Regions from separate parts of the Mus musculus genome. Here regions 1 and 2 are each linked to region 3. Evidence: chromatin loops called from intact Hi-C (ENCODE). Cell type or tissue: left cerebral cortex. All regions are shown on one strand.

Region 1 (8,000 bases), 150 kb before region 3:
AGACCTGTGTTTGTGTGTGTGTGTCTGTGTGTGTTTGTGTGTGTCTGTATGTCTGTGCGTGTGTGTCTATGTGCCTTTATGTCCCACCCTAACCTGGCGTTTAATGCTTAACTAAAGGGGCCTAAGGAAATGTTTTCTTCATGGTCTCTCTTTCCTCTAGGGACCTTATTGCTTCTGCTACTGTCCACTTGGCAAAAGACAACAGCAATTTGAAAGTAGATGGTGGGAGCTGACATTTGAATGAAACTGTGTGGGCTGCAAGCTCCTTTGCCAATGTTTCTGTGATTTCCAGTATGGATCTGAGCTCTACTTACACAAAGAACTGAGGCCCAGAAAGGATCAAGAACTCATAGGAAGCCAGATAGACTGTTATAGGGACAAGACTCCATATTTTGCTCCATGTCTTACTAGCAAGGGTTAGCAGCCCTTGGAAAATCGCTTATAGAGATGCTCACTCTTCCACGTGGCCTGTTGGAGGCTCTCTCGGGGTTGAATCAATGGTGATAATGATAGTTTTGCATTTTTATTACCTCCAGCACAGCTCACAGCTTCCTAGTTCAGCTACACTGCTATAAATGGAAACAGGTTCCATCTGCATGCTTACAGGACCACACTGCAGGGAGGAGGATGCTGAGCTGGTCCTCCTCTTCTTCCTCCTTCTCCTCCTCCTCCTCTTCTTTTTCTTCTCCCCCCTCCTTTTCTCTTTTCCCTTTTCTCCTTTCTCCTCAAATGGAGTGATTCTCTCTCTCTCTCTCTCTCTCTCTCTCTCTCTCTCTCTCTCTCTGTGTGTGTGTGTGTGTGTGTGTGTGTGTGTGTGTGTGTGTGTATGGAGAGAAAAGTAGGAGGTGGTGGAGTGTGTTGAGAAAGAATAGAAAGGCCTAGGACAGGCAGACCAGAGGTGATGAGGAGGGACTGGGGGATTAGTTTTAACTGTCAAGTGATCCGACCCACCTGAGAGAGTGAGAAGGGTTATTCACCTAAGAATTCCAATGTAGAGAGTATTCTGGCCTTAAGAGCATCTGTCATCCTCCACTAACTCTAACCAGGAACAGTTTATTGAACTCCTGAGATGCCCAAGTCATCCTGATTGTTTTAAGCTCAGACGAGTAAGATATAGGCCCAGCCCTAGCATCCTAGTAGGGTGCTCCTTCTGACACAGGCCTGCCCTGTACTATGGTTCTCTTTAACCAGTGTTTTCTTGTGTTGATTGCTAGTAAGTATGTGCTATTTGGGCTGACTCTGCAGTTTGAAAGAATTAATTTTAAAAAATAAAGACTAACAAAGACGTTTCTGCTGGTTAGTGAAGTCTATTGGTTTAGAGGTGACAGGAGCAGAGACTAGTCTGCTTCTTTGCTAGACAATAAGAATGTTCTAGAAAGCTTTATTTGTTCCAAGAGAAAAAACAAGAGGCCTTTGCAGATGTCTATATGTAAGCCTGTAGAACTGTGCCATGCCTGAGGATATCTACTCTGTCCACGGTACTCATAGGATGCAGAATCGGAGCGACATGGGTAGGTTACACAATTAAAGAGCTCAGCGACCTGCTCTATTGTGGGCCACTGAGTCTGTGATGCAGTGCTCCCTGCCCTTGAGTCTGTTGAGCAGTGCTCCCAGCCATTGACTCTGTGGCTCGCTGCCTTTGATACTACTCTTTTCAAAGAGGAACTCTTCACTTGTAAGGATGCTTCTCCTCTCACGCCATCCCCACCTTGTAGGCACAGGGTTCTCACTTCCTTTTTTTCCCCTCCCGACACCCCGTGTTCTCCATTCCTCAGAATGGCTCCTCCTGTGCTTTGTATATTTTATTAGTCTAAGCTTGTGGCCTTGCAGGCTCTGCTCACTTCCATCTTCTTGAATGCCGAAGGCTATCAAATGACTATGGAGGGTTTACCTACATTTGTCTATATCCCTTTTTAATGTGCCAGACCAAATGACTGCTTGACCGGCCCCTTAATGTGACTCTGAGCATGAAGGACAGGAAGAGAGGACTAGGAAAATGGCCACTAAGTACAGATGGAGACAGATTCCAGGCAGCATTAAGGAGCCAGTGTTAAGAGTCATGTGAAGTAGGAAGCTATTGAAGGTTTTGACCAGAAAAGCAGACATAAGCTAAATACACAATAAATGACCATCCAGATGTGATCATGCCAAACCCCTGGTGTATTCACGAAAGGCAAGCCATTCCCAGGGCTGGGGTACAAAGGTGGCTGTGTCTATGAAGTCTGTTTGGCTGCTGAGCAACACCACATCTTATTTCCCTTTCTGTTCATTGAGAACAGAGTGTTTTTACCAAGCACTTCTCATAAGTAAAGCTCAGGGCTGAGCCTGGGTTTTTACAAATGTTTCTACGACAGAAGCCTCAGCCCAGTACTTCATATTGAAATTCCTGGTCCTTTACCAAGCTCTTCTTAGCTTGCTTTACTGTTTTCCCAGTGCTGGACACTGAGCCAGATCCTCATACATGCTGGACAGTGTTCTACCACTGAGCTATTTTTCTCAGTTCTTTATAACTTTTTAAAAATTACATCTGTGTGTGTGTGTGTGTAAGCACGCATGCTGTAGTGTATATGTGACAGCCAGAGAACAATTCAAAACCATTAGTTCTCTCCCCCAATATGTAGGTCCCAGGGACCAAACTCAGGTCATCAAGCTTGGCAGCAGGCATCCTCATCTGCTGAGCCATCCTGACGCCTCCTTTTCTCAGCCTTGAGAAGGCTATAGTGATTGTTTTATAGCCATGTTGTTTTACAAGTCACCGAGTGGCTGGCTCTACATTTCTCCAGATGGAGGTCAGCAATGCTTACAAAGATGGCTAGCATAAGGTCAGAATCCTTTAATTATTCTGTGCTGTGACCTGATACCTGATGAACAACTAGGAGAGCAGGGACATTAGAGAGAGGTCAGTTCATGGTAGTTCGGTTCTGGGTACCTGGACAAGATATCATGGAGTCAGAAACATGTGGTAGAGGAAATCACTTAATGACCAACAAGGAAGGGGTATGGACTGGGGGAAGAGAAGAGAGATAGACAAGAGAACTGGCAACACAATACAACCTTCTAAGGTAAGTTTCCAGTGACCTTCCTTCAACTAGGCCCTAGTTCCTTGATGGGAGTTTTTGCAAATGGGCTCAGCTCTTGATGAACTTAACTTGTGAAGTTAGGGTGCTGAACCAATGGTCACCCAATAAAAGCTGGTCACCCAAGACACATTCTAAGTTTGTTATCTCATGCTCAAGAAGAATAAGGGAAGATAAGGCAGAGTGAAGCTGGATTAGTTAAGGAAAAGTAAGAGAGGACTCTGGAGAGTGGGAGGGAAGACATGCCAGTGTGCTGCCCAGTGGTCTCTCAAGAGTCTCATGGTGGGAATGGGATGGGTACTGGGGTATCCTTATTGGACTTGTCATTTGTTAATGCATTATGGGTAAGCCAGTGAGAGGTCAACTGTCCTATAAATACTCCCTTGGCCCAGCTAGAGAGCTATTTCTTTGTTATTCATCCAGTCTGTGGCAGGTTGTCACATGTATTTTCTAACTGGTTTATGATACACCATGGGCCCTGCTCTTACTTCCTGGGGACAGTTAATGACTATCTCAATGCCAGGCAGAGACCAGGTGTCTAAACATGATTGGGAAGGACCTTTCATAACAAATAGTCCCAATAACCATCATCTATCACTTGACTTACATCCCAAAGACTTCATTGAGACTGTGGCAATCTCTTGCTTTCCACAGTGAGCATTAAATTGGGAAGAGTTGGCCACAGAGGTGGCCACATGAAGACTCATACCAGAAATGACTGTTGTTCATCTGGGACAGAGGAGTTAGGCAATACAGGATGACCTTCTGTCCCAACTACTCAGTTTGGAAGCAAAGTGTGCCTCTTTCAAATGTGAACGTGTGGTTGTCCCTACAGCAACATTATACATAGTGAGGACATTGCATCCAATCCAGTGGCAGAAGTCTTACTAAGAGAAAGTTGGGCTCCTTCCCAGGTACCCAGGATACACACCCACCCACATTCCTCCAAACATGCAGGAGACAGAAGGGAACTGTGGGAAGGAGAAGGTGTGGGTTAGGAAAGGAAGCATCCTGTGGCTGTCGGCCTCTAGCCAGCTCTGCAGGTGTAGTTGCCCACACAGGCAATCAACAAGCCACATAGAGGGCTCTATTCTAATCTGATCAAGTTCTTTGCTATGTTACCACCCTGGAGAGAATCAACTCAACGTACTTTTCAGTGCTATCCACCCCTACATCTGTCTGGTCACACTATTCATATCAAATCTCTCCCATCTATTCCCTTTGCCCTCTCTCCACCCATGCTGTGTTAGATATGGGGTTTGCCTATGTAGTCTTGTGCTGGAGGCTGATGAGACCTGCCTTGCATGAGCCCCAGGTCACTCGTGTGCTCTGCAGCTGTGCTCAGAGATGATGAGCAATGGGAAGCAGGCAGGTTCCGAGTTAGACATGTTTTTATTCATTGAGGGTTGTGCTGTATCTAATTGCCATTGCCCCCTTGGCTTTGCCTGGTGTTTGTAGCCAGGGAAACTAGGGAAGAGAAGGGAATGTGGTTCAGCAAGCCAGTGCATATGGAGAGGGTGTGTTGGAATCAGAAAGCATGGTCCATGGCTGGCGGAGAGGTGTTTTATAAGCCTGCTGGAGTTCCAGCTGGTCTAGGCTGAGGCAGAAGCCTAGGAAGATGTGAATTGTTAGCGACTTCATCTGATGGACTGGCAGCTCTGCATCTCTGACATTTACATTCTTCATATGGACAGGAATGTTCTCGCTTGCCTCAGAATGAGCAGCCATATGGGGCTTCCTCCGAGCTTCCACTTGCACTCCTGGCCAGCATCTTCCAGGGATAAACTTGGATCTGACACCCTGGCAGCAGGGTGCATTATGGGTGAGCCAGTGAGAAGTCAACTGCCCTATACATACATACATACATACATACATACATACATACATGCATACATACATTCAGCTAGAGAGGCATTTCTCCATTCTTCATCTAGTTTTGGGGAAGGGGGCTCTCACATGTTAGGTATAACTGGCTCATGATGTACCATGAGCCCTGTTCTTACTTCCTGGGGATGGTCTAAAGAGAAATGTCTTCTTTTTTAGATGGGATGACCAACTAAAGTTCTCTTCATGGCTAGAAATAAGTCTTTAAACACACTACCCACACCAGGTAACCCCTCTCCTCACTCCTGTACAGTCTACACTTTGCCAGCAGTTCCTGTGGCCTGACCTGGGGCTCCACACTCTGAACTTAAGGAGTTCTCATGCTTCCGTAGTTTGAGAGTTAGGACAAATAGCCATTGTAGAGACATTTGTCAAGGGAATGCAAGTCTGTGGGCTGAAATGACTTGTTTAGGACCATTAATTAATTGATTAATTAAACAGCAGGTGAGTGCTGGGCCCTGAGAAATTATCTGAGGCACTAGTTCCAGGAGGCTCCGGAGGCAGCCTCAAGAGCCTTTCAAACACAGATGCCACAAACCAAGCCGGGAAAAGTCAAAGCTGCCACTGATGGACATAGGAAGAAAGAGCCATGGCTCAGGCTTACACAGAGGCCAGGGTGGTATGGCTTTTCCACACGCCTATGGAGCAGGGCCTCTCCCCGTTCTTCTGTACTTGTAAGCTCCTTACTGCCTTGGCCTGAGACTGCTGAGCCCACTCGAGTCACCCTGTGTCTTAGTTAGGCTTTCTATGGCTGGGATGACCCATCATGACTAAGACAACTTGGGGAGGAAAGGGTTTATTCAGTTTATACTTTCATGTCACTGTTTATCACTGAAGGAAGTCAGGATAGGAACTCAAGCCAAGCAGGAGCTGATGCAGAGGCCATGGAGGGATGCTGCTTACTGGTTTGCTCATCATGGCTTGTTCAGCCTGCTTTCTTATAGAGCCCAGGACCACCAGCCCAGGAATGGCATCACTCACGATGAGCTGGATCCTCCCACATCAATCACTAATTAAGAAAATATCCCACAGGCTTGTCTACAGGCTGATCTTATGGAGGCATTTTCTTAATTGAGGTTTCATCCTCTCTGATGACTGTAGCTTGTGTCTGGTTGATGTAAAATTATCTAGCATGCTCTGTAAATATTTTTTCTCCAGGCCTTCTTTCTCAAAGCTTTAGGTACATGCAGAAGATTAAAATTCTCTCAGGTTTCTATCAATAACAATGATTCCGTTGGGGGGGGGGAGTAGGTGTCAACATGGGTTATAATCTTGTATTCTATTTTATTCCTTATATTTTAGCATAGAAATGTATACTGCAGAACACTATATTTATGATCTATTGCCACCTGTTCCCAATGTCAATAGCATATATTATTGTTTTCATTACAGCCACATTCTATTTCTAGGTCCATATTTTCAATCCTGCCAACCATGCTGTGGAACAAATCCCACAGAATTTCAGGGGCAGATGACAGCTACAGGTGCTTGCATCTGGCTTATGAGCCTGCACATTAGCTGTGCTTGGCTCCTGGCCATGGGCTCAGATCTGGTCTGCCTCGCAGACATTCATTCTTCTTGGGCTAGCAGGTGGCCAGGACATATTCTTCTCACAGCTATATCAGAAATTCAACACAGGAAGTGGATGGAAGTACAATATCTTTTATGCTGAAAGCTAAGACACTGCTCACTGTCACTTCTGCCCATGTCCCAGGAACCAAAGCAAGTCTCCCTGACAAAAAAAAAAAAAACAAAAAAAAACAAAAAAAAACAAAAAAAAAACAGTATTTCTGTGGAAGAGTCAAGCCACGGAGACACATATTAGGCTACTAGTTGAGCCACTACAGAATCCCATTGCAGAGCCAGAATCCTAGGCTGAGCCAGGTTTGGGGGGACGGGGCTATTGGTTGGTTGTCTAGCTGCCTGGGGAAAGAGCATCTGGTCCAGCAGACTCTCGGGATGAGACTCTCATCCCCTTTGCCTTTAGTTTCACTCTCAACCCTGATTTCAGGATACCTAGTCCTGCAAGCCCCCGAGCCATGTTCTGGTTACACAATGCAAGTCTGGTGGTTCTTCGCTCTCGCCCTCCCTCCTCCGACATTTTCAGGTTGGTTGAATCAGTTACCACTTGCCCATCTGCTTTCCAGCATCCAAAATTCATCGCTGTTGTTATCTCTTCTTTGTCCCTGTAGGTGCTTGCCTGTAATAAAATCCTTTTACTGTCATTTGTAGGCTTTGGGAGGAAAGTAAGCTAAATGCCCACTTTGAATGCATCATTGGGCCCACCTGGCTCTTTCTTGACACTGCAATGATCAGCAGCCATTCCCACACCAGCTACTCTAACTTTAATTGTGGCTGCACTGAGCCCCATGTTGCCTAGAGACAACCAAGTAGAGGAACTTTGATGAAGTGTCTGATATCATGGTGACTCATTTCTCAGTCTGGATTGTAGGAGCACAGCATCACTGCAGAACAACCCTGATGTCATGGTGACTCATTTCTCAGTCTGGATTGTAGGAGTACAGCATCACTGCAGAACAACCCTGATGTCATGGTGACTCATTTCTCAGTCTGGATTGTAGGAGCACAGCATCACTGCAGAGCAACCTCTTTGAATCAGTCGTGTGTACATAAACCCAGACTTGAAGACAGCATCTATCTCCTTGGCGTTCTGACGATATTATATTATATTATATTATATTATATTATATTATATTATATCTGAACCTGGGTCTTAAAACTTAGACTATGTACAGACAGATAGACAGAAAGACAGACAGACAGACAGACAGACACACAAACACACACACACACACGCTAGATATTCTTAAATCCAAGTGTGGTAGTTTAAATATGCTTGGCAGGGAGTGGCACTACTAGGAGGTGTGGCCTTGTTGGAGGAAGTGTGGGTGTGGCTTTGAGACCCTTCTCCTAGCTACCTGAGGAGTCAGTCTTCTGCTGTTTGCCTTTGGAAGAAGAAGTAAAATTCTCAGCTCCTCCTGCACCATGTCTGCCTAGATGCTGCCATGCTCCCACCAT
Region 2 (8,000 bases), 470 kb before region 3:
CCACATTAGGAGGCAAAAAGGCCTAACTGGGAGTGGCATGGGCTATCCCCAGTGACACACACACACTTCCTCTAACGATGCCACACCTCCTAATCATCCCCAAACAATCCCATCAACTAGGGACCAAGTATCAAAATAGATGAGCCTATGGCGGCTGGTTCTCATCAACCACGAGAGTACTGACACGTGATGTATTGAAGTTGTTACCTCAGTTTGTAATTTTGTTAAGTTAGTCTTCATTATATATCAGGGTTTTTTGTATACCTGGTTTATTTCAGGGCTATATTTTGTTTTAATTTATTTTAAATTAATTTAAATATATATTTTATAAAATTATATAAATATATAATTTAAATAATTATATTTAATGTATCTTTTAAGTATTATTCCATAACAGACATTTTAACTATTGTATATATGTGTGTGTATGTGTGTTTTTGTGTGTGTCTGTTATTTTCTCTGTGCATTGGTGTTTTGCCTGCATGTATGTATATATGTACATATATGTATATATGAGGGTGTCAGATTCTAGAACTGTAGTTTCAGACAGTTGTGAGCTGCCATCTGGGTGCTGGGAATTGAAACTAGGGCCTTTGGAAGAACAGCCAGTGCTTTTATCTGCGGATCCATCTCTCCAGCCCTTATTTTTATATTCTTTACTATGGAATGGCAGTTTTTGTTTCATAGTTTCAATAACATAGCAGTTTGCCTAGCTGAAAACAAACTAAACAGTCACAAAATGAGTAAGTAAGTGACTTAGTGAGGTAAACTTAGCTTAGGACCTGCAAAGCTTTGTGACTAGAGACAACTTGATAATCTACTTACATGTGTTTTGTATCACTCGTAAGAACTAACTTAAAAATGAAATTTACTTACCTTCTTTTTAAAGAGTACGTACTTTGTAGGATGTTTTTCATGCTGTGAGGGGAAGGCTGCACATCTTGGCATCTTCTACCACTTTGAAGATGAATTTCATGGTTAATGTGCTTCCACTTTTCTCCATTTCCACTTTACCACTCACTGTCTTTCAGTTGGACTTCAGTTTATCTTCCAACCTCCAAATCCATGTCTGTCCATTCTCATACTCTCTGGAACCGATGTCTCTCTCTCTCTGCTCCTGTTGCAGTCATGCTGCCAAGGTGGTGGTCTTTGTAGAGCTGTCTGTAGAGCTGTCTGCAGGATAAAGCATTCTCCTCTTCTCTGTTGAGGAGATCTAGAAGCTAGGTCCTAGACATTGAAGGATCCAGTAATGTGCTATTTTCTACTTAACTTTGGTGCCCCGAGAATGTGAAATCATACGATTAATACTATCCCAAACATTTGTAAACAGATGACTATCATGTGTCATGTTAAATTTATTCTGGCATACCTTGCCTTGAGTAAAATCAGTGTCTAGAGTATGAATAATTCTAAACTCCTCCATGTTAGTCACTTCCTCTGTGAGAAACTTAAGGGAAGAAGTACCTATTTTGGTTCATGGCTCAGAAGATATTGTCATAGCAAGGAAGGTTCTAGTAGGAGCTTAAAGTACAGCTTGTTTAGATTTTGGCAGACCAGCAAGTAGAGTTGGGATGGGGAAAAGGCCTTCAAGCTCACACCCAGCGAACTATTTCTGCCAGCCAAGTCTGAGCTCTTAAAGGTTCTATGGCCTTTCTACACAGGTAGGGACCAAATGTTCAAACGCATGAACATGTAGGGGGCATTTCAGATTCCAACCATAATACTTTATATTTGGGAAATGTATGCTTATTTTATTGTTATTTTTTTGTTCCTTATTCTGATTTTGTTTGCATTCCAGGAGTTTTTAACAGAAGCCTTGCCTGTTGGCCTCATTGGAATGAACTGTGTTTTGATGAAACAGTACATTGAGTTTGTAGCTGACAGATTACTTGGAGAACTTGGATTCTCAAAGGTAAATAAAGTGTTTTAAAACATGTGACTAGTGGTTTTAGTTACTGTTCCATTGCTGTGAAAAGATGCAAGGCAGCTTATCAAAGAAAACACGTGGTGGAGCCTTGTTTACAGTTTGAGAGGGTGAGTCCGTGGCTGTCATGCAGGGAGCAGAGCAGAAGGCAGTCAAGCCTGGTGCTGGAGCAGGGGCTCAGAGCTACATCCTGATCTATCATAGACAGGAAGCAGAGAAAACAACTTCAAAAAACACATCCACAGTGACACACCTCCTCTAACAGTCCATACGTCCAGCTCACCAGCTCAAAACCAAACATTCAAATATATGAGCCTCTGGGGTCTATTCTCATTCAAACCACCATACTACCAATAAAATGTTATAGGCAAATAAGGTCTCTAAAGTTAATTTTACTGAAAGTGTTGGAGTCTGCCAAAAACCCCTCACTCATAAAGACCACAGAGACTGCCATCGCTGCAAACCGCAAGAGGTTTTTATTAATCCAACATGTTGCCCCCCCCCCCCCCACCGGTCTCAGCACGCAGGCCAGAGGAGAGACCCCGAATGAACAAAGAACACACTTTTTATACCTTCTAAAGGGAAGATTTAGGCAACAGGTTAGCTGGCTTATTCTTTTGTGTGTTTGTTTTGTTTTTTGAGACAGGTTTTCTCTGTGTAGCCCTGGCCATCCTGGAACTCACTGTGTAGACCAGGCTGGCCTCAAACTCAGAAATCTGCCTGCCTCTGCCTCCCAAGTGCTGGGATTAAAGGCATGTGTCACCACTGCCCGGCTAGCTGGCTTATTCTAATTGGTGTAGCAAGTAACCCTTTCAGACATTGGTTGGTTTGTATAGGGTGACTAAGTAACCCTTTGGCCTAGTCCCTCACTCTGCCTGCTCTTGTGGTTTTTCAGCAAAGCAGCAGAATGTTTTGAACTTATGGGTCAGCTAGTAACATCACAGCTATTATGTCACGGCTATTAACATCAGAGTAATTCTAGCAACAAGGTCAGGGTGGTTTGTGTTTTTTTCAGAATTCAGTGTAGGGTGGGGTAGAGGAATTTTTCTGAAAACTGTTATTTTTGTTGTGGTTATTATTCAGGGTCTCTAAACTTAGTCCTCAGGGTGGTATAATAATCTAGGCACTATCTGAACCAAAACACAAGAGACATGGTCATTCTGACCACGGAAACTATACAGTCTGGAAGTCCCTTCAGAGGGGGGAGGGGCTGGGTGGTCTTGAATTTATTTTGGATTCTACAAAAGCATTTGTAATACATTAATCTACTTTTAAAATACAAGGGACACATTAGATGTGTGATGTTTATCTGTAACTCTAACATTTCTAAGGATCGAAAGTTTGTGGCCAATCTGGGGTACCTGCCCCATCTCTGATAAACAGACAAATACATAAAATTTGTAGGACAGAGACTTGTTTTATAAGGAAAAAATGGTTTTGCAAAAACCTTTGAAACTTTAAATGAAACTGGGAACAGCCATCAGAAACCCTCAGTACCTTAGTGGAGCAGTGTGGCTGTAGGCGACTATGAAGTGGAGTCCTGCCCTCTGGGTTTTGCCATTTTGCCCTTGCTGTGAGATTTAATTTGGATTCTTTAGAATGTCTAATGGCGTTTCTTTTCTTTCCAGATTTTTCAGGCAGAAAATCCCTTTGATTTTATGGAGAACATTTCATTAGAAGGGAAAACAAATTTCTTTGAGAAACGAGTTTCTGAGTATCAGCGATTTGCAGTCATGGCCGAAACCACAGATAATGTCTTCACCTTGGATGCAGATTTCTAAAGCCCTCCTCATTTAAAAAAAAAAATCTATAGAATTCGGCTGTGGTAGTACATGCCTTAGTCCAGTCCTCAGAGGAAGCTGAGGGCACGTGGATCTCTGGGTTTGAGGATGATCAGGGATACATACTGAGATCTATCTCAAAAGCAACAGAACAGCGAAAACAAACAAAACACATGGAAACCTGTTGTTGGTAAATAGCAATCTATTTTTGTCTTTTTGAAACTTTCAGTATCTCATTTAAGGGAATGAGAATTTGAATAGAAGGAAATATAAAACTAAATTCTAAATGATTTAATTTTATCTAAATGTACTTCAGTTTATTTATACAATGAAAGTGTGACCAATATGTCTTTTTTTTTTCCTTTTTGTCATAAGCACTTAAGATGGCATTAAGAGCATAGATTTAGGAGTCAGGTATGAGCTTGATATTCTGGCTTACTCCTTGATGTGACCTTGGCAAGTCAGTTAGTCACTGTAAACGTCAGGATATTTATCTGTAAAATTTGTATAATAGTAAGTCCCAAGTTCATGGAGGTGACCAGAGGGCTAATATACAGAAATAGTTTGTTTATCTAATACTTTTATCTCCACTGCCTCACCTGCTAATTAATATTAGTGAGAAGATCAAGTACAGTGGCGTTGTGATGCAGTCCACTCCTCGCCAGAGAGTGACTGAGGGGTGGATTGAGATAAAGAATTCATTGAATCTTTGTGGTTTTAATGTTTGCAGGAGGAATATAAGGGTCTCCTTAGAGAGATCATAATTCTTGTCAACTGCTTTGAATTCATTAATCTGCAGTAAAGAAATAATATATAGCTCTTAATTGCTTATCGTGGGAGGCTTATGGAGTAGTAGACTCCAGGTTACCATGGTTGTGGTTCTTGTAAGCAAAGTGATTCTTCTTTAGGAATTAAAAGGATAACTGTTGCCAGGGACAGCCCAGGGGTGTTTAGAACCTGGATTGATGGGCATTTCTCAAAGTTGTCTTCTCAAACCTGGTAGATCTTCAGAGTTCTTGTGATGGAAAAAGAGATGCAGTCAGTGGGCTTGGGGAAGGCTGAGCATTCCATCCCTGCCTAGAATGCAGTCTGCAAAGCAGCTGCCCACATGTACACAACACAAGGCTGTCAGCACCTCCCACAGCTACTGAGTGCACTGGGGAAAGCTGTCCTAGAATCATTTATACACACTGGAAATGGAGAAAAGAAGGGAGGTGGGAGGGACTAGTGAACCATTTTGGATTTGTGCCAATCTGAGAAAGTGATTTAAGGTTGACGTCATCTTTATATCCTTATACTCTTAAGTCTCTACACTGTTATAAAGGAATGTTCTTTTAATGGACTGTCTATAAGGGAGATGGAAGTCTTTCTAAGAAAGATGCAGAGAGGCCAGGAGCCAGGACACCTGGGCAATGTGCCCTTCCTCATTTTCAGGAAAGTATCAAGAGGAAGCCTAAACCCCATCAAACCCGGTCCCTGGCTCAGTAAAGTTCCTGCTACTCAAGTGTGAGGTCCTGAATCCAGATCCCTAGCATAGCACACACGCACACACGTACACATGCACACACGCACACACCACCTGTACATGCACACATATGCACACACACAGAGTACAAATAAAATGATGGCAGCTGAAATTCAGAGGTTTATCTCTGTTGAAGTTTTTATTCTATTTGCTCTACAACTATCTGATCAAAACTCGGAATCCTAAATGAATGCAAGCCATACTTCCATTGTTAAAGGGAGCACCAGAAATGAAACATGGCTCTGTGCTTCCCATTTGTCATGTTATCACCCAGTAGCCCTCTAAGCACGACAGAGTAGCTATTACTAAAACATGGAGAGAGGAAGGAAGGCATCAGAGAAGCTGAAAAACTTAACTTTACAGGCACTGTCCTATAATATGTTGAGACTGTTACATCCTTTAAACTTCATCCATCATGATTTATTTTGTCTATTCTTTCATTAATTAAACTATTGCATACTACTATAACAGAGTATCAAAATATCATAGAACTCGGGGTATGTGGGTAGTATATTCCAAGGTATTCATCCACTATTATACAAAAACAGCTAAAACTTAAATTACCACAGACTGAAAGAAAACAGTTTTAAAGGTGTACATTCTCAAAGTTTTAAACCCGGTTCTTCATAAGTAGTGACAGGAACCTTTATGTGATACATGTTAATAGTAGCAATAAGCAAAACTGTATTTGAAAGAAGTCTTAATTCTGAAAAACTGAATTCTTAGTACACTGTTACATTACTACTCTCAGTATTCTGTATCCCTTCAGTGCCTCCAGGTTGCACATTTATTTATTATGTTTAGTATTTTGGTTCTTAGATATGGAAAAATCAAGTTATAAAATATCTTTTTAATATCTCACAGATAACAAAAAAATCAAGGTAATGCCATCTCTCTCTCTCTCTCTCTCTCTCTCTTTTTTTTTACAGTACATGCGTTTCAAAGAAGTGCAATTTGTCCTAGAGTTATGTTTTTATATTTCAAGATGATAAACAGCTTTGTTATGACCATAGTTTAAATAAATGTTTCAACACCTAGAATCATGATGTAGAGGAACTTTGGATGAATTTTTTGCAGGGCTGAGTTTCAATAATTAAGAGTTATTTTTGTGGATAGATCACTCCCAGCCATATCTTATTATTTGAACCTGTTACAGTTGTTTCATTTAAAAATCTCCAGATTCTATTTATGTAGCTACTTTATTATGTTTATTTTCCTTCTTTTAGTTGGTGTCTCATGTGGTCTGGCCTGGATCTCACACATAACCCTCTTGCTTCAGCCTCCCAGTCCCTGGGGTTATTGGTGTGTGATGCCATGCCCAGCTACCACTTTATGTTCTGTGCATGAAGAAATGTAGTGTTCATATTTAAAAATAATTTAATATTCAAAATTTTGTATTTTATATTTAAATGTTATTATGTCATTTTCAAAGACTCCAGATTTTTTTCACAATTAAGCAAAGACTCCAATGTCACTTCATTGATATGGAAACTCTTGATGGGCTACATTCAGGACAAATTAGTTCTAAAGTCAAAAATCATGTTTTGAATTCACTGAGGGAGTTGTCACCCAGCTCAGACAGAACTTGGGGCTGGTAATGATCATTTAACTAAATTACTAATTATTTAAACAAGTTTATTAGACATGGTGTTCCTAAATATATTTTGTTAAAATACATTATGGTAGTAAAACCAATTCTGCATGTAGAGTTTGAGGTTTTTTTGCTCTGAAAAATTATGACTTTTAAAATAAAGTTTACTGAAATAAATTGTGTAGTTATATCATTTTGTACATTTTTAAATGGGTATGACAATGTTTTTGGTTTGTACAGGCTCCCTCAGTGTCAACCGAAGGGAGTGTATTGTATTTCTAATTGTGCGTTCAGGTCAGTACAACACATTTATATGATTTGTTCAGGTATTCAAGCCACCACAGTTCTGACATCTGCCTACGACTCTCAGACCCTTCACTCGCCCAGGCCCACACCCTATCTTCCTCTTTTTGTTTCATTTATTTTCTTCTAAGACCCTCTAGACCAGCAGTTCTTAACCGGCGGGTCCCAATCCCTTTGGCAAACCTCTAACTCCGAAAATATTGCCATTACAATTCCTAACAGTAGCAAAATTACAATTATGAAGTAGAAATAAAAATAATTTTATGGTGGTGGTCAGCACAACATGAGGAACTGTATAAAGAGTTGACTCAACAGGAAAGTGGAGAACTCCCTCATCCACCACGTTACTACCAATTATTATTTCCAATCTCCTGAACTCTTCCTCCCCTGTATTTCATCAAGTATACACAAATCTAACAAGTTCTCCAGCACTACTCCAATGGAACAATCCTAGTTTTCTGTGTCTGCCCAGTAGCAAGTCAAATGCTGTAAAGAAAAGGTCATAGAATAGGGTTGGTGAGATGGCTGAACAGGTGAAAGTGCTTGCTATGCAGGCCTGGTGACTGGATTAGATCCGAAGAACCTACATAAAGATGGAAGGACTGACTCCCTGATGGTTGTCCTCTGACCTCCACAAATGCCCTGCAGTGTGCACTCTCACACTCACACACATACACAACAGTAACACATCAGAATGCTTAAGAAGTCATATAATGGATCAAAGTAGATTAATTCTCTATAAACTCATGATTGTCTGCTTCAACACAGCACAATCTGGCAGTCCTATTGCAGTTGTCTGGTAAATCCATTCTCCATTCTCCACTGTCTTAATTGGGGTCTTAATGGCTGTGATGAATCACTGTGACCAAAAAGCAA
Region 3 (8,000 bases):
GGGAACAGGTGGGCTGCACTGTTGACTCCTCTGTGGTAGGGAGATTCCATCTGTGGGATGCCGAACCAGTCACTCAACATGAAACTCCCTCAGTCCGTTATGGACCAGAGAATCGTGGGAGGGTAGAGTGTGGGACCTGCGGAGGGGTCTGGCCCCTTTTCTCATCATCTCCAGGTCCTTCTAAAGTTGTGCCCTTGTGGAAGTGTTCTGGTCATCATTTTTGCAAGGAATCTTAGGTGGCATGCGACTTGGCTTTATCTACCCTGCTTTTTGCAGCATGCTTCCTTCCTGTCAGGCTCCTTCAGCCACACCATCTTTCATCGGCATGCTCTCGGGACACCGATGAGGATTCAGTTTCAAGAATATACAGTTTTTCCACCAACAATCTCTTGAAAGCTGTTTTCTCTCAGTTTATTTAGAGGGGAATTTAATTCACTAAGAAAACCACCTCATGAATGTTTTCAGCTTCTTTTTTTGACTGGAGGGGGAGGGGCTCTGTGCTGTGATAGTAAGACTAAGGGTCACAGCATGCATTTTCTGGCAACCAGAGAAAGGACAAGCAGGCTTTAATGATGAAAGTTGCAGGCACTCGTGAGTCACAACTTTGAGGGTTGAAATTATCTGCCGGGCACTGTTCACAATGGTTTTGCAATCCATGTGTATACATACATGCACACACAGATATGCACACACACGAGCACACACATCAGTGACAGATGACCTATTGAAATAATTTCAGAGCCAGTCTGTGGTTGCTACGACAACCAATGCTCTCTTGGCTTTTATCTGGCCATGTGACAGGGACTTTGACGTCAGCCAGAGGCAGAGTCTGTGGCTGAGTCCGCACAGTCAAAGGCTTGTGAGAATCTGGTGGATGCTGGACCTTGCTGCTGCTGCTGCCGCCGCCGCCGCTGTTGCTGTCCCTACAGCTGTGGTTGTTGCTTCCCAGGGGCTGCAGGAGCATGGACTACTAAACCCCCACTTCTTCAGCGTGAGGTAATCGGTTTGCTTTATACACAGGAGTTACGTGGTTTCACAGCCCCTGATGGTTTTCCCTCCCCTCTTAACCTCCTACAACTTTGCCTTCAAGAGCAGTTACTGACGAACGGAGCCAAAGAATGTGAAGCAGCTTCCAGTCACGAATTTCAGGCAGTCTCTGGAACTTGGTTAAATTTGGATTAGTGTTCCATGAAGTAGGTTAAAATGTAATCTTTCTTGCGCAATGCTTGCTAACATACATTATTTAGAAATTCTCATTTTGCAGCGTGAGCCAAATTTGCTCCCTTGAATTCTAGGAATCCCTCCTTCAGTGTTGTTTGGGGTCTGGTAACTCCAGCACCGCCTTGGAGGGAGCAGCTAACTTTTCCTTGTTGCTGCTGCTGATTCTGCGTCAGCCCACAGCAGTCTGGAATTTGGTTTCTACCTCATTTGCAGCATGTATAATTAGCAACAATGGGAACCGTGAGAAAAGACTCTAGACTTTGAAAGTTGTGGTTATTATTGTAAAGGGGGCTTTTGGTACTCTGTAAATAAGAGGGGAACTGTCAACAGCTTCCTGTTTAGAGAAAAGAATCTGCAATATGCCAAGGAAGTCGGGGTGGAACCTTTATGTGTGTGCGTGTGGTTGTTTTGTGGGTGTTACTGTGAAGTGCTATTTTGTGGCTCGCTCTCTCTGAAAACCCTGGTGAAGAGGAGGGACTGACTGGCCTTTTCTAAGGAGTCCTGTAAGCTGGTTCTGATCTTTATTCTTAAAAGTAATTATCTTGAGAAGAAACTAGCCTGGAACTAAATATGCATTGATGTGAGGTCTTCCCTAACTGAAATGTAGATTGAGGATGCTCGATAAAAATTTGCTCCAGGTCTTGTGTGAGTGATTTGGTAACTGATGAGCAAGGATTGCTCCGGCTGTTGTGTGTGCATTGCTGTGGTTCTGCTAGCTCCTTCTGCAGCTCCAAGTTTCAAGGAAACCTCAGGTTCTGAAGCAAACAGAAGCCTAGATGGATAAACAGGTTTCTAGATCTTACAGATTTAACAGAAACGAGGCGTATTTTAGACAGCCATCTGAAATAGAACCAGCATTTGAAGGAGCATAGATAGACTGGCTCCACTCGATATATGCAGTCAGTAGGTTGATGATATAGTTATATTTTAGTTTGGAGAAATAATACATTGTTTGGACAGTAGGTTGACGATATAGTTATATTTTAGTTTGGTGAAAGAATACATTGTTTTTTGCTTCTGTTACTAGGCTCAGAATTGTGGGTTCTACATTTTGCTCTCGTTGGGTGAGAATTCTGAGAGCCTGTAGCCGCAGCAGTAAATGAATAACTGCTTGAATCAATTATTTTCCAAGCAGCTTTCAGTGAATGGACCTTTTGATCAGAGCTTCCGTTAGGACTGTCCACTGTCTGATGTGCTTGTACATACATGTATTTACTAAGACGTCTTCCAGTCATTTAACTGACCTCATGTTCTTGTAACCCAGACGCTACCACTTTCATGAGTCAACTGGTGTGTGACATTTCAATTGAGAATGGGGGGACCAGCTAGCACTGTCATTTAAAGGCATCTCTCGTGGTATACACTTGGTGCTTTAACTTTTCTTGTGTCGACTGTTATCTTCACTCTTTTTCTTGGTTCTCTCCCTGGTTTTAAATTCACAAGATGATTATGTACGACATCCTCATGCCCTCATGCATGAGACTGGATTCCAACAATCAAAACTGTGAGAGAGAGAGAGTCGGTGTTAGTGGCAAAATGTCGGTGATAAAAAGTTGGGAAAAGAGCCTCCCTGATGAAAATAAGAACTTTCAAAGCCTCGAGCCAAGGGTTTGGTTTTTTGTTTTTGTTTTGTTTTTTTTTTTTAAATAAGGAAAGGGGGCTGAGGAGCATCCCCCTGCAGCAGCGAGTCTGTGCTGCCTGCTATCAAGGTCAAGAGTGCTTCAGCCTCAGAAGATGCCAGCATGGAATGATTGACTCTAGAAACCTGGCTGCTGAATTATTAAAGGCTCTGGGTCTAGTTTCAGGAAGCCTTAACCCTTTCAGTGCCACGAGCACGTCTGGCCGTCTGGTGCTACCTGTGGACTCTTTTCCAGAATGATATCTGAAGTGCATAAAACAAAGTATGCTGTGTTGCAAAGGAAACTACTTTTCATGAAAATGTGTCTTTAAAAAAAGAAAAAGAAAAAGAGGCCATGAGTTTGAAAGAAAGCAGGGAGGGGAGAGGGGCAGGGGAAGGGGGGAGATTCAGAAGGTATTGGAGGGAGCAAAGAAAATGGGAGGGATAAAGTTATTATAGAATAATTTCAAAACATACAAAATAATAAAAAATAAAATATACTATCTTTTCATTATGACAGGATAATTGCTTTGTTCATATGTTATTAAGTCATATACCCTACCAGCAGGTGCAATAGCTACCACAGTAATGAGGCAGTGCTTCGCGTGAAGGCTGCTTTGAAATAGAGTTAGTCTAAGAATTGCAATATGAAATGCAAATATCTGCGATTTGTCTTGGCAACATCCCTGGCACTGTGGTTTGTGACCCACATTTTAGTGGAAAGAAATACTAAATTTCAGTTTGGGGTTGGTGGAAATAAAGATGACATTATTTAACCACCCAAGTTCTTGGGGTTCTTCTGGATTCTGTCTGCTCTGGAGGTAACTAATATGTGAGCTTGTGGGGCCAAAGGACATAGAACCCCCTGGACAAAGTCCATAACCTTATTTCAGTTCCACAGCATCTGATTTTATTCTTGGACCCTGAGAACTTCACAGTACACTCTAAATACTGGTGCAGACGGGGATGGCAAGATCCCTCAGCTGCTAAATCTGCAATTTACCTTTAATACCCCACCACCGCCACCCTTAACTCGTCTTCTGTTACCTGCACAAGGAACTCTTACCTGGGTAGATATGGGTTATGAGGAAAACACTATTGACAGGTCACTCAAGTTCAAACCGTGTGCCACAGAGGACCATAGCTGTTTACAAAGAGACCTTTATCCACACAGGGAAGATAAGTGGACGGTGCTTTCATGAAGCATGCTGGGAAAAGCAGACACTTCCCAGAAGAGCCAAACTGGATGCAAGACATAGCTAAGGCCAAGAAGGAGGTGTGAGTGTTATTGTGTAGTAGGAGGTGTGAGTGTCATTGTGTAGTGTCGGGTGTCAGAAAAGCTCTCATTCCCTACATTGTTTTGAATGAGAAGAAAATAGTGTTGACTTTCCTCTGTGAGATGAGGGAACTTTGCTGTCCATTAGCTGCTGTCACAGCCCTGTGTTTAGAGAGACCAAAGCCGCCCTTTCAATTACATGAGCTCCTACCATACTGGTGTAAAAGAATGGAGTTAAGATGGTTTTGCACAAGCTGTTGTTTAAACCAAATCCAAATCCCTTGCATTTGAAATGGAAGCTGAGTAATTTTTCGTGTGGTCTCAGAGGGATTACGAAAGAGGATGTTCTTAAATAGTTCTTGCTCTTTGGATTAGGAAAAACACCTGCTTGGAGCCTGAGTCTCTGTGGCAACCTGCAGAGAAACTTGGAGAAAGTCTAACATCCCCAGCTGTCCTCTGCTTCTTGATGGAGGTGCTGGAAACTTCGGCGCAGAAAGGAATGTGTCGTGATTTTTTACGAAGTCGACTTTTCTTTAAATGGCATCTTAGGATGGAAAGCAACTAGCAACAGCTTTACAAAATTCAACATTTTTTTATTGTTTCCATAAGAGATGCCATAAAAGTTAGTGTTTATTGAGACTTTTATACAGAAATTATATGATAAATATTAAGTCCACTGGTGCTACATTCTCCAGACCAATAGTTTCTCATCTCTGTGCTTAAATTTATAGCTTTTGTGAAATATATCTATAGATGCCATTAATGTCATGCTGAAATGGCTCAGTACTTAAGAGCATTTGCTGCTCTTCTAAAGGACCTCAGTTCCCAGAAACCACGTCAAAGGGCTCACAACTGCTTGTAAGTCCAGCTACAGGGGATCTGACAGCCTCTTCTGGCCTCCACAGGCACCTGTACACATGTAGCATACACTCACACAGGCACACACGAGTGCATAAATAGAAATGACAATTTTTTAATTAAATTATTCCATGGTAATCTAGAATGGAATAGACTCATGTCACGATAAAGTCCTATATTTGATTTGCAGGCAAGAAATTGCTAATATGAAAGATATTCCAGTTGTTGCTTTAATCGGATGCTTTTCCACAGTCAGTGAGCTCTGCTCAGCATTCCAGCAAAGCGAGGCCTGTACATCTTCCTTAAGCAGCTGTACTGGTTACTGTAGCTGTGACAAAAATACCCAACAATGGGAAGGATTTGGCCAGGCATGGTGGTGCATGCCTTTAATCCCAGTACTTGGGAGGCAGAGGCAGGTGGATGTCTGTGAATTTGTGGCCAGCATGGTCTACACAGTGAGTCCAGGATAGCCAGGGATACACAGAGAAACCTTATCTCAAAAACAAAACAAAACAAACAAACAAAAAAAACACCCACAAAATAAACACAAAACAAAACAAAGAAAGGTATTATTCTGGCTCACAGTTAAAGGTATGTGGTCCATCAGGGCACAGACAGGATGACCTCGGGACCACAAGGCAGTTGGTCACATTACATCCTCAGTCAGGAAGTAGACCCAGATGAATGCTGTTTCTCAGCTTGCTTCCTCCAATTTACTTAGTCCAGGGTCCTGGCTCATGCAATGGTGCCTTCCACAGTTAGGATGGATTTTTCTACCTCGAGTCACCCAATCTGGCAACTCCTTCACAAGTGTGCCCATAGACTTATCTGTCCCCTAGTTGATCCTAGATCCTGTCACTTGGACAATCAAAATTAACCATTACATCAAGGTAAACGTTTTAAATGTTGACCCTGAAATGTCTTTGTTTCTATTATATGTGTATTGGACATAAATGCCAAAGAGTATGACTGTATGCTAAGGAGACTTCCATAGACCACAATCAGTTCTGTGACCATCAAATTTACAGCATCTTGAAGGTACAATAACAGTGTTCCACAAAAGTAATGGCACCCCCTACCTTCCCATGTCACACCCTGGATCAGCTGCAGCAGGATCGGCCATTCTCACTCACTAGGTGGCTTCTGCAGCATCATATTACTTTAGGCATTTTGGGTCCCTCCTTACCGTGACCCTTGAATGGTGTCTACCATTGGAACATAGAACCGTAGTGGCTCTGAGTTCTTGACTGACCCTTCAGCCTTTGATACATTCAGTAAATCCTGAACACCTGTTATGTACCAATATTAGACTAGGCATGAGAAATACTATGTGGAAAAGAATAAGTCAGGTCCCCACCATTGACCACTTACAGTCTGGCTGTATAGGGAGCAAGAAACCAGGAGTCCTTCTCTCATGGATACACTGTACTGTAGTCAAGTAGCCTGGAAAACATTAGATTCTACTCCAGAATCAAACTTTAGAAGAGGCAGCTATTGAATACCTAGCAAAAAGAGCCATTTCTTTCCACCTGCTTGAATCAGAGATTCCAGGTGAGTATGTCAAGCCTGTGTTCCCAGTGGGCCAAAGGTTATCTGTCCCTCATTCAGAAGATAAGTAACCAAGAGAATAATTTACTCTTATGCCAATACTTGGGGTTATTCAAAAGATAGGACCCACATTACTCGTTAGAAGTAAACTTTACATTGGTACCCAAATATCTCCCATGTTTTCTGTGTTAACCACTAAGAATAAGCTCCCTGCTTCAGTAAGCAGACACAATGCTTTCTGTCTCCACTCACTCACAAATCTGGTTAGAGAAAAATGCTGCTTCACACAGGTGCCCAGGGACTCCAGCTCCTCCTAAGTTAGGCTGAGTGTAAGTCCTGTCTTTACCACTTTGTGTTGGTTCTTTTTTTACAAAAGCCACATTTTCTCATTTGGACAATACTAGTGCCTATCTCATGGGGTTTTGGAATCAACTCCCTCCAATAGTAATTGGCAGACACTAGGCACTCAATAGTTTGACCTGCTGTGAGTTGTTTAAGCCTCTGCCAGTGATGCCAACACCACCCAAGAGGCTGGACAAAGCATTTTCAGGGGTAGAGAAGGTATATCCCTGGTGTTATAATAATAGATAACTCTAAGGAAGCTGTATAGACTTCTGAGTTCTTTTCATAGTATCTATTTCTCCCTGAGCCATCCGGTTTTTTAGTGGAGGAAGCAGAGAGACAGAGAGCATAGCAAACTTCCCAGTATCACCAGAGTTTATGCGGAACCTGTAGTGTTTGGCTCCAAAGTCCTGGCTTTATTCACTATGCAGCTCTACCCATCCAGTTGGAATTTGCTAGATTCTCTCCTAGAAGTGCTGTGTCAGGTTGTGGCAGGTTATAATCTCCAAAAGTGGTCATGAAGTCCTAATCACTCCTGTGCATTCTTGTGAAATATCGTCGTTCTGTATCAAGAGACTGTTGTATCCCCTTCCAACGCAAAGGAGCTTGTGATTGGCCCAACTAAGAGACTGTAGTGAGATGATGCTACACAAAATTCAAGGGGATATCATTAAAAGATACAATTTCCCCTTTCTCTACAGCTCTCTTATTTATTTATCTCATATGTTATATTCACCCCTGGAGCCCAGCTTCCATGTGTGAAGAAGCCCAGACATATGGAGAGGCCATATATAGTTGTTTCAGCTGATGGTCCCAGCCAACATCCAGCACCAACTGTCAAATATGTGAATGACGGAGTCTGAAGATGACTCCAGTGCCCTGCCATGGGGTCTTTCTCCCCTGTCCTTATGCCGGGCTGATAAGTTATTCTCTCTGAGCCTTTCCCCACAGTTGCCTTAAGCCCAAAAGCTTTGGGTTAATATTTTAGGTTGTCTGAGTAAACAGTATACAGAAGATAATGGTGCAATGTGTATGTGGAGGCTTCGACTTTAGAAACATATAGGTTAAAGGGCTTTTGTGCTTTTATACAAGTATATAGCCTAACCTGAAATAATTTCGGAGGAAAAGTGTCTTTCA

Evidence for each region. Peaks named below come from ENCODE experiments on the same cell type or tissue, not always from the same donor. Only the 100,000 strongest peaks of a DNase experiment are listed, where the experiment ranks them.
Region 1: it touches region 3 in a loop (3-fold over the local background); 2 of 42 quality-filtered maps call a loop at or near these places.
Region 2: a loop joins it to region 3, with 3 times the contacts of the local background. A loop is called at or near these places in 6 of 42 quality-filtered maps.

Annotation. Positions count from the first base shown.
Region 1 is chr15:37,607,158-37,615,157 of GRCm38, reverse strand. It overlaps a transcript of Ncald not described here. Among named protein-coding and RNA genes, the nearest start is that of Gm24833, 7.6 kb to the right of the region's middle. In left cerebral cortex, no CTCF peak of the experiment used is centred here; DNase peaks (open chromatin) are centred at 508, 4,039, 4,707, 7,447 and 1 more place; H3K27ac peaks cover 4,221 bases.
Region 2 is chr15:37,922,950-37,930,949 of GRCm38, reverse strand. It overlaps Rrm2b (ribonucleotide reductase M2 B (TP53 inducible)), which reads left to right. Exons shown (of 9, transcript NM_199476.1): 8 at 1,799-1,912; 9 at 3,553-6,998. The coding sequence ends at 3,705. Among named protein-coding and RNA genes, the nearest start is that of Gm35019, 19 kb to the right of the region's middle. In left cerebral cortex, no CTCF peak of the experiment used is centred here; DNase peaks (open chromatin) are centred at 1,472 and 4,860.
Region 3 is chr15:37,452,213-37,460,212 of GRCm38, reverse strand. Ncald (neurocalcin delta) reads left to right here and starts at 831. Exons shown (of 4, transcript NM_001170868.1): 1 at 831-996. In left cerebral cortex, no CTCF peak of the experiment used is centred here; DNase peaks (open chromatin) are centred at 2,416, 3,519, 4,205, 4,490 and 6 more places; H3K4me3 peaks cover 3,938 bases; H3K27ac peaks cover 3,175 bases.